2 separate regions of the Homo sapiens genome follow, and region 1 is linked to region 2. Evidence: read pairs that join two places in POLR2A ChIA-PET (ENCODE). Cell type or tissue: OCI-LY7. All regions are shown on one strand. Each heading gives the region's core, and the rest is flanking DNA. Links, peaks and the distances in the headings are about the cores only.

Evidence for each region. ChIA-PET counts read pairs that join two places held together with the same protein. Peaks named below come from ENCODE experiments on the same cell type or tissue, not always from the same donor. Only the 100,000 strongest peaks of a DNase experiment are listed, where the experiment ranks them.
Region 1: POLR2A ChIA-PET joins it to region 2 with 5 read pairs; 2 of 35 experiments call an interaction of 5 or more read pairs at or near these places.

The regions. Positions count from the first base shown.
Region 1 is chr14:87,243,573-87,249,369 of GRCh38, reverse strand. No RefSeq gene overlaps it. Among named protein-coding and RNA genes, the nearest start is that of LINC01148, 340 kb to the right of the region's middle. In OCI-LY7, for the core only: no CTCF peak of the experiment used is centred there; no DNase peak of the experiment used is centred there.
Region 2 is chr14:87,062,033-87,067,829 of GRCh38, reverse strand. No RefSeq gene overlaps it. Among named protein-coding and RNA genes, the nearest start is that of LINC01148, 160 kb to the right of the region's middle. In OCI-LY7, for the core only: a CTCF peak has its summit at 1,414 (motif pointing right); DNase peaks (open chromatin) are centred at 1,409, 2,289 and 2,839; H3K4me3 peaks cover 1,586 bases; H3K27ac peaks cover 2,447 bases.

The DNA of each region.
Region 1 (5,797 bases), core at 1,237-3,736, 180 kb before region 2:
TCGGGTTTCATCATGTTGGTCAGGCTGGTCTCAAACTCCTGACCTCAAGTGATTTGCCTGCCTCAGCCTCCCAAAGTGCTGGGATAACAGGTGTAGCCACTGCACCAGCCTAATTATGAGAGTATCTTAAATTTATTGCCATCTAGTCTTCCTTTGTATCATTTTTTCATTCTAATGCTGATGGACATTTGAGTTCTTACCACGTTTTAGCTATTTTATATAATGGCCAATGAACACTCTGGCACCTGCTTTTTGGTAAACATGTGGTCATACCTCATTTGAGAATATGACTAAATAAAATCAGATGTATGTTCAACCTCAGTAGACACTTTCAAACTTTTCCAAACTGGAAGTGCTGATTTCCTGTTTCATTAGCCATATGTGGAAGTTTCCACATGCTTGTCTACATTCAGTGTTGCTAGTCATTTTTATTTTCACCATTCCAGTGAATGTGTAAGGATATTGTATTGGTGATTTTAAACTTCATTTACCTGATAACTAAGTTAAACATCTTTTGGTATTAACTGGATGAGTATCTTGTTTTTTGGATCTTATGTTTTAGTGTCTTGCCCTTTCTTTAAATTGCATTATTCATTTTTACACGTTTGTTTCTTATATATCCTTGATATAAGCCCTATTTTGGTTTCAGTGTTGCAAACTATCTTTTTCTTGTCTGAGGCTTGCCTATTCACAGTCTTAATGGTACCTTTTGTTGTATGGAAGTTCTTAATTTCAACATAAGCTAATTTATCAATTATTTTCATCAATGTTAGCTTTTTGGAACCTGTGTAAAAAATTTTCCCCTACCTAAGCAAGATAGTCTTCTGTTATCACCTAGAGGTCTTATTGTTTTACTTTTTACCATTAGATCTGTGATTCACTGAAGCTGATTTTTGTGTCCTTTGCAATGGGGTTGTGAAATGTAATTTTTTTCTCATATGGATATTCAACTAGCCAGCACTATACACCATTCATTGCAAAACAGTTCTTTCCCATTGCTCTGTAGTGCTAATTTTTGCGTATATCACTTGTCTGCATATGGAGGGACTGTTTTTTATACATGTCTATCCTTATATCGTACCACATTGTTTTAATTAGTTATCTTTACAAGTTTTACTATCCAATAGAATGAATCCTAACACTTGATTCTTCTAAAAAATTGTCTTGTCTATTTTTACCCCTCTGCATTTCCATATAAAGACATTTATATATTATGGAAACTTTCAAGCATATGCAAAAGTAGAAACACAGGGTAATGATGCCTCATGTACACATCAACTTCTTTCAGCATTTATGAACTTCGTACATAAATCCACTTTGTCTGGCTACAGTGGCTTTGTGTACAAATCTAATATAGGTATGTCAATTAGGTAATAGTACTGTACTAATGATAATTTCCCAAGTGTGATCATTGTTCCATGTTTTCATGAAAAATAAACAATGACTTATTTTGAGATAAGGGAAATTATTTCTGCAATGTACTACAAACTTTTGTACCAGTTTCAGAAAAAATATAAACAGGAAGAGAGGAAAAGCAAGAGAGAATGAACAAATACTTAAACTAATGTACTATAAGTTTGCACTTGGAGAATCCAGGTGAATAGTATATAGGAAAGGAAAAAGTTGAACTTTTCTTCTAAGATCCAGGAAAAGACAAGGATGCCTATTTTCACCATGTCAATTCAACATAATATTGGAAGGCTTAGCCTGAGCAATTAGGCAAGAGAAAGAAATAAAAAGCATGCAAATTAGAAAGGAAAATGTCAAGCTGTCTCTGTTTGCAGACATGTGATCTTACATACAGAAAACCCTAAATGCTCCACCAAAAAACTGTTAACATTAATAAACAAGTTCAGGAAAGTTGCAAGATACAAACTCAAGACACAAACATCAGTAGTGTTTCTATAAACAAACAGTGAAGTATCTGAAAAAGTAATTTAGAAAATAATTCCATTGATAATAGCTACAAAAAATACATAAGCTACCTAGGACAAATTGGACCAAGAGGTGAAAAATCTCTACAGTAAAAACTAGAAAACACTGAAAAATAATTAAGAAAAAAAAATCTATTTCATTTGTGTCCTGTTTTCATGGATTAGAAGAAATAATATTCTATGTTCATGAATTGAAAGAAACAAGACTGTTTAAATGTTTTTCTAACCAAAGCAATTTACAGATTCAATGCAATCCCTAGCAAAATACCAATGACATTCTTCACAGAAGTAGAAAAGAGAAACCTAAAATTCATATAGAATCTCAAAAGGCCCTGAATAGCCAAAGCAATCTTGAGCAAAAGGAACAAAGCTGGACGTATCACACTGCCTGACTTCAAAATACACTACAAAGCTATAGTAACTAAAACAGCATGGTACTGGCATAAAAACAGACCAGTGGAACAGAATAGAGAGCCCAGAAATAAATTCACACATCTATGGCCAATTGACTTTTGACAAAAATGCAAAAATACACATTGAGGAAAGATCAATTTATTCAATAAATTATGCTAGGAAAACTGAATATCCACTTATAGAAGAATAAAATTAGACTCTTATCTCCCAGCAGATACACAAATAAATGCAAAAATGAGTTAAAGATTTAATGTAAGACCAAAACCTATGATATCACTGGAATAAAACATAGGGAAAATGCTTCATGACATTGACCTATGCACAGATTTTTTTGAAAAGACCTCAAAAATACAGGCAACAAAAGTAAACATAGACAAATTGGATTACATCAAATTAAGAAGCTTCTGCACAGCAAGAAAACAATAAAGTGACGATACATCCAACATAATGGGAGGAAATATTTGCAAACTATAGATCTGCCCAAAGGTTAATATCCAGAATACATAAGGAGCACAAGCAACTCATTATCAAAAAACCCCACAAATAATCCAATTTAAAAATAGGCAAAAGATCTAAATAGACATTTCTCAAAAAGTGACATACAAATGGCCAAAAAGTATATGAAAAAAATCACTGACATCAGGAAAATGCAAATCAAAACTACAATGAGATATCACCTCATTCCAGTTAGAATGGCTATTATAAAAAAAAAAGATGGAAAAAAGCAAATGTTGCAAAGATGTGAGGAAAAGGAAACACTTATACACTGTTGGTGGGAATGTAAATTAGTATAGTCATTATGGAAAATAGTATAGAGGTTCCTCAAATAATAAAAAATAAAACTACCATGTGATCCAGCAATCTTATTGCTGAGTATTTACCCAAAGAAAATGAAACCAGTACGTCAGAAAGATATCTGCACTCTCATGTTTATTGTAGCACTATTCACCATAGCCAACATATGCAATCAACCTAAGTCTTTATCAACAGATGAATGGATAACAACAGGATAATATATATACACAACTACTATTTAGCCATAAAAAGAATGAAATTCTGTCATTTGCAACAGCCTGTATGAACCTAGAGAATATTATAAGTGAAATAAGCCAGAAATAGAAACAAATATCACATAATCTTACTCATATGCAGAATCTGGTAAAACACTCCTCAGCAAATGCAAAAGAATGGAAATCGTGACAGTCTCTCAGACTGTCTCAGACACTTTCCTAAAATTTTTGTATGGACTTGTCCAGTCGGTCCAAGGTGTTAATCAATGTACAATAGGATGTGTTAGCAATTACACAGACTACATCTTGGCCTGCAAAGAGGAAGTCTAAGTCCATTCTATTATTCATAACAACCCTGGCCAGTGAAGTAAAGCTGACCTGAATGCCTTTCAGAGATAAGGTGATCTTACTGATAACTCCATATAAGGTCAAGCACAAACTTTGTGCCGTCTTTTCAATGGGCATAACTCCCATAATTAAAAAAAAATTGGCCAAAGAGCATGAATACATGGACACTCTAATTAAATTTCGATATAAAACATTTTTAAAACATCAACTTGTTGACAGCTATTCCACCATTGTTTATACAAGAACAGGATTTTTTGCTTGTGTCTAACATAAAAAGTACACATTTGGGTAAATACATTCATATTGATATCATTTTACTTATATGTAATTAACCTGGAAAGGTTGAACTTCTCTTTTGATTTTTCTAGCTCTTCTCATATTGTTGGTTTGATGAGCAGGACAGCCCTTGCAATGATGTTGAGTAAATTAAAAACATGAAAAATGTCAAACTTACCTAATTATTTCTACCCTTCTCATTTTTTAAAGTGAATGAGTTTATTTTTGGCATTGCCCAGGAACAACCTGGGAAACCCCAAAGATAGGTGAGGTGCAAATGATATTCTGTTACTGTGAATTTGGAGGCTGAATTTGAAAACTGTAATATCAAATAGAATTGTCAAAGCAGAAAAAGCATGAACATAAGTTCGAGGCATATAAAGGCAAAAAGTTTGAAGTAATATTCAAACATAGAACCAAGTGGCAAAGATTTTTAGGATCCTTTGCTTTTTCAAGAGTGACTTCTCAAAAAAAAAATCAGGAATATGCACAAAAGTCACAAAAATTTAAGGTCTCATGGTATAAAATATTTCTTATCCAGACAAAACACAAAGAAGACACAGATTAAAAAAAAAAACTATTTTAACGGAAAATAAACCAAATTATAGTTTTACCCCTTTTTATACAACCAACGTAACATTTTTTTCTGTAGTAAGCCAGGTCTTCATCTTATAAACAAAGCCATAAACACTGAAACAACTCTGTAAAAATTTCACACAGTTTAATGCTTTCAAACTCATTATTTGCAAGTATTTTACACCAAAGTAAATAAACATCATAACTCTTCAAACCTTCTACAACTTAACTATGCTGTTTACTATCTTCTTTTCACCTTCTGCCACAAAAAGGCAATTTTACTTAAGACGTAATTAATCTCTTTGTTTCTCAAAAAAAAAAGTGAGGAAAAACATATCCATTTTTTATTCACATATTGTTTTACAACTATTATAAGGAACATAGTTCTAGCAAGACATAAGAGTTATAACTTTTCACCCAAGTAATTTACTTCTGGTCCCCCACAGGCACAGGGAAAACTGTAAGGCAAGTAAATGACAGCTCTTTGACATACTTAAGCACAGATTGGAAGACCAGAGCTCCAGGAAAGACTTTATGACTCATGAGGACATATATATTTTCATTCACTCATACGTATTTGTTACACATTTATTAAAGTGGCAAATATAAACATGTATATCATTATGACCCAATGTTGTCTACTCATCCTTTCCAAACTGTTACCTAACATATACTTTTTATATACATTATTTAATACACATATTAAAATTATGTTGACAAACAAGTGTTTTCATAAGAGATATGACAGAAATTTTTACTGACACAGTGCAAGGAATTAAGTCATTATTACCTCTAACATTACAAAAATTAATCCACTTTTATAGGCTAGCATTTATAATTTAATTATTTGAACATATAATTATTACATTTGTCATTTTAAACATTTATTGGAAGCAGTGCAAGCAAACTTGAACAATGAAATGATTGTAGTGCATTTAATTAGTACAGATTAATTTTTAAATTTTTTAATTAGGAAAATCACAACCCTTTTAAAAAAATATTATTCACATTGTTAACTATTATAAGACATACATATGTTTTGAAACCAGTATTTGTTAAAAAAGTTACCTTAACTAGAAATATTACTTAAAATGCCCCTTTGATTTTATATGTGAATCAAAAAAAACCCACACATCTAATTTTGCTTAAAGTGCTAAAATTTTCTAGATTTCTACCCCCACTCTGCTAACATGATGTCAACCATTGCTTCTTAGCTTGCATCAGAGGAAATCAACACTG
Region 2 (5,797 bases), core at 1,294-3,793:
GGATTACAGGCGCCTGCCGCCATGCCTCACTAATTTTTTGTATTTTTAGTAGAGACGCGGTTTCACTATGTTGGCCAGGCTGGTCTCAAATGCCTGACCTCATGATTCACCCGCCTCTCAGCCTCCCAAAGTGATGGGATTACAGGCCTGAGCCACCACGCCCGTCCAGATCATAGCCTTTTAATTAGCAAGAATTTGAAGTTTTTTTTAACTTTTGCATAGGCTGGGGGAGATGGGTAGAGAGAATCCATCTCTAGTTCTTTACCAGGGCTAAACCTGCATGTTTTACATTTTAATTCACAGCAGTAGTTTTTAGCTTCTTAGTCTTTTCAGTTATTTGGTAACTACTTATTGATTCTAATAAGTGCAAAACACTGCAGGTCTGATTATGAGAGGCACAAAGCTCTATTCTTAAGTAGTGGTTGACAATCTTGCTAAGGAGATAAGTCTTGAACATCTGCATTTCCAATCCAGGGCAGTGAAACAAGGCTGGGAGAGACTTTCAGACACGTGTTAACAGCAGAAGTGAAACAGAATGATTAGCAACTGATTTGTGTTCTTTCTCCCATACGTCTTTGGAAGCCACCTGTGGTGGCAACGGCTGTTAGGCCCCTCAGCAAGCCTCTAGCAAGACCTGTAGCACTGCAATGTCCAAGTACACTGCATTTTGAATATTTGAAGAAATGGTGTCTGGGCCATAACCAGGTTGGCCTTCTTTTCCGCAGGCATTGCCTCTGGGGAGCTCTGCACAGGGCCCCACACTAGCTCTTAAGTCCAGAGGCAGAAGAGTGATAAAGGATGAATGTTTTGCAAAAACCCGTACAGGTCAGCGCTCTTGTCAAAACCTGAATTCACAGAGGCTTGGGTATTTATGCCAAAAAGAAAAATCTGTGAATAAATACATGTACATGGTTTCAAAACAGTGTTTTAAAAATTCATCTTATTCAGGGGTTGTAGATACTAGGCATGACTCCGATTTTTAGGAAAAAACAATGATACATAAAGGTAAAGGAGACAGTTTCATTACTGGCTAGAGAATATGAGATGGCAAATAGTAAATTATGTATGACTTCCACATTTATCTCAAGTGAAAAGCATAAATGTGTCCTAATACTTCATTTCCATTTTTGCTTTTTTTAAAAAAAAACTTACTGATCTCCAAATGAAAGAAAATATATTTTATTAAAAGAACTGCCTATTCTAATATTACTTTACGTGCAAATTCCACTCAAGTCTTCAGCCAAGTTTTCATAAATTACGTAGAGAGAAATTAAGCAAAATTATGCTGACTACCCATTCTCCTGAAAATCCCAGGATTCTTAGTTGTCAGGAAACATATGATTCTTGTATTAACAATGTGGGTAAACCTGGTCAAGGTTCCTTTTGGCCTTGAACTTTACTGCCAGCCTATAGATGGCAGCAAACTTACACACCATTGCCAGAGTCTAACCTTTCCATTGCTACTTCCAATTACTCTTTCCTACTAGTGTTTTTATTATATGGACAAGTTATTTATGATTAGAAGTATTAAGTAATTCATATATGAATATCATAGCTTTACCAGAATACAATTCCAGAACACACTAGAAAATTGAGGGAAAACAAAAGTAAAATGAAAATAATCAGGAATAAGATTGGCAAAAAGTTGATATTCTCATAGTCAAAACTTGTTTTTGGATTTAGTGTTATTGAGTAGAAATTAAAATGGCCTTTTAATCAGGCCATTTGACATAATAACGTTCTTTAGTATTGTTTAAGTTGAACGATGGTGCCCTATTGCATAGTTTAATCATGTGTACTGCCAGTAAAGATTTTCTCTTGAAGTAAGTAAGCTAGAGTTGTTACATTTATAAGAAAACATATCCAATATGCCTAAAATAATAGGTAGCAATGACCAATTAGCAATGATAATAAGTTTTCATGTGAAGGAATCATCACCGAATGTTCTATTGCCATGGTCTTACTATCTGTTGCCCTTTCTGGAATATCATTACCACTTAAGAGAGATTTGATTCCATTTATTGATAGTGAGGCCATATAAACCTTTTGATATCAGTTGTATTCTATCCATCATTAGCTGAGAATGGATTTTTTTTTCACAGAGAATAATAGGAGATAATGAAGATAAAACCAGTTACTAAAACTAGGGTTCAGTGATCATCAGCACATTAATATTTGCATTTTAGGCCCCAAGGAACTGTTTAGAGGACATCTGCCTTATTAGCCCGGCTTCACGAGCCATAAAGGATTTTGTTTTGCATGATTCATTGTTCAACAAAATGTCATAGGAACCAGACCCATTTGCCTTCTAAAGCCACCTGTCTTCTGGCAGAAACAGGTGTGCAGTCTCCTGGAAGAAACAGGTAACATTCTCACTGTAAAGCAGCACTGACCAAAGAAAGGCCACAAGAGAAATATGCTTACAAGGGAGAAGCTGAGACCATGACAGCTTGGCCATTAGTGTGCAAGTATTGGATATGAGAGAGACACCTCTTTGTGTTAGCATCTGTTGAGGCTAAGAATTGGAGCTGGTTAGATATTAACCTCCTAAACTGGTATTTTGGAGTGATTATTTATTAGATAATAATCACCATATTTTTGTTACATCCAATTGCAGGTCTGTCACATATTTATTTATGTGACTTTTTACTTAGGTAGTGATATGGTTTGGCTCTGTGTCTTCACCCAAATCTCATGTCGAATTGTAATCCCCATGTATCCCCCATGCTGTTCTCATGTTAGTGAGTTCTCACAAGATCTGATGATTTAAAAGTGTGACACGTCCCCCCTCCTCTGGCTCTCTCTCCTGAAGCCTTGTGAAGAAGGTGCTTGCTCCTCCTTCCTCTTTCACCATGATTATAAGTTTCCTGAGGCCTCATCAGGCATGTAGAACTGTGAGTCAATTAAACCTCTTTTCTTTATAAATTACCCAGTCTCAGGTAGTTCTTTATAGCAATGTGAAAACGGACTAACACAGGTAGACTTTAAATGAACTCAGTGATCTCATCCACCTCCTTACCCAGCTCTGCTCTGTTTTTATCAATGCAAGAATATCAGGGAAATCATAGAGGGGATGTATTACATATATTTTTTCTAAGACACATAAAAACAGGCACATGATTTAACATTTAAAAATGTTTCTGTGTTTAAACAAAGTTTCTGGCACACTACATGTACTTGATAAATGTTGGCTATTGTTATTATAATTACTTTTTGATCTATATAAATCTGATGGATAATCTACAGTCAATTAGAACAGAGTCATTGCTAAAATGTTGCTAAGTACTATGAAAATTGCAGCAGCTTAATTCTTCCATAATATTTACTGAAATTTTGGAATGGGTACAGGGTTTACTTATGCATCATATGCACCAGAATCTGCACAAAGCCCTTCACATATGATGTTATATCATCAAAGAAGCAATGCTATAAAATAGAGCTAATCACATGCATTTGTCGGATGGGAACACTGAGAGTAGAATTCATTTGTATAAAGCCACAGAGATGGAAGGTAAAGTGTTTTGGAAAGGGATCACAAACTCAGAAGCCTCTAGGCACCAAGAATGTGGCACATCAGTAGCTAAGAGCAGGGAGGTGATAGTGCTTGGTGATGTTAGGTAAAGTATTGAGGAGTGCTGGAGCCTCTGGTGAACTGCAGGGTATATATCCATAGTAAGAATTTCTCCTGCCATCAGTTCCAGAAATGTTGACTCAGTTCTTAGATCATTTTTCAACAGAAGAGGGCAATGCAGCTGAGCACGGTGGCTCGTGCCTGTAATCCCAGCACTTTGGGAGGCTGAGGAGGGCGGATCATTAGGTCAGGAGTTCGAGACCAGCCTGCCCAATATGGTGAAACCCCGTCTCTCCTAAAAATACAAAAATCAGCCGGGTGTGGTGGTGTGCACTTGTAGTCCCAGCTATTTGGGACGGGGGTTGCTGAGGCAGGAGAATCACTCGAACCCAGGAGGCGGAGGTTGCAGCGAGCCGAGATCGCGCCACTGCACTCCAGCCTGGGAGACAGAGCAAGACTCCGTCTCCAAAAAAAAAAAAAAAAAAAAAAAAGTGCCCAATGCAGATTTTTTTTTTCTGTGCAGTCTTCTTAGTTTTATTTTTGGCAACTGATTGGAATGTGGGCAAATAAAAAGCTCATCTAATGGTCATAAGCTACAGATTTTCAACTTCCGCCTCAGAGGGAGCTTCTGACCCACTTCCATTTCCAAAGTAAAAGAGATGCTAACATGGACACATTTGGTCTACTTTACTAAATAAAGACTGAACCTTCCTTTAAAGAGCAAAAGTAATATAAGTTTGGATTATGATAATTACACACACACACACACACACACACACACACACACAGACTTTTTTGAGTCCTCTTTCTTTGTCTTGTTTTGTTCCTTGAGTTATTTTTCTTTTCTTATTCACTCATGTTTCTGAAACAGTGATACAAGTCATAACTTGTCTCAGTCTAGAATTTAGACATTATGTGGGCCAATAAGTGATGAACAACTTCCTGAGGCTTATACATATAATGCAGTATGAAAAATTTGGGCTAGAACACCAAAAATCATTTTTTTTTCTTTTAAATAGAAAGCACGTTTCTTGTATTAACTTCTGGTTTTTTTAAATATAAAATGAAAACTTTGAGTTTATCATGCCCATACATTTATATGGGCATCACTGAACAGGACTGGGGAATAACTGCAGAGCCTCATTGATATGGTTTGGCTCTGTGTCCCCACTCAATTCTCATGTAGAACTATAATCCCCACATATCAGGGGAGGGGCCTGGTGGCAGTGATTATATCTTGGGGGCAAATTTCCCCCTTGCTGTTCTCATGATAGTGAGTGAGTTCTCATGAGATCTGGTGGTTTAAAGCTGTGTGGCACTTTGCCCTTCACTTGTCTCGCTCCCCTGCTCCACCATGGGAAGATGTACCTTGCTTTCACCACACCTTTCGCCATGATTGTAAGTTTCTGCCACGATTGTAAATTTCCTGGGGAGTCAGCCATGCAGAACTGTAAGTAAATTAAACTTATTTTCTTTATCAATTACCCAGTCTCTGGTATTTCTTTACAGCAGTGTGAAAACAGACTACTACACTCATTTTCAGAACCTGCTAGTTGCTTGGCTGATTTTGGAAAAAGGGTCATGTAGTCAGGGTGTAAGTCATGGCCATTAAGAACATGATTGTTTCTGTTGATGCCATGGTTGATTTTGACAATGCCAAAGATCCACCCACAAATTTCAATCAATCTTTGAAGACTATGGCTAGAGGGATTGGTGAAGGGCCACCCACAAAAGACCTTTTGCTTATTTCAAATTTGACTTCTCACAATACATATTGAGTCTAGTGATTATATGTAGGGTGATCATTCACCACTGCTTTACAATCCTTTTAGGATGTACTTTCCTCAAAGGATTCTGTATTTGAAAGTTCTTGTCAACCAAACAAATTATATATAAGAAAAACATTAAGTCACCCTCTAATATTACATTAATAAAATACAAAAACAACTGAGTGTACAATAAAAGCAGTAACTTCCAAATGATGTTAAATTGCCTTGTTTAATTATATATTTGATACTTAGATATACTGTGCTGTTTTACTTTCTAATTAGTAGCATATGTTTTCCTTAATAACTTGAATGTTCTGGAGGCTGTTATTATCAATATCTAGACATCCAGAGACCTCAGAATAAGAACAATGTTCTGTGATCTATGATTTAGGAATTTAATTCTTTATCACTCATTTGTCCTCATAAATATTTCTGGATACCTTTCGTATGTCTTCTC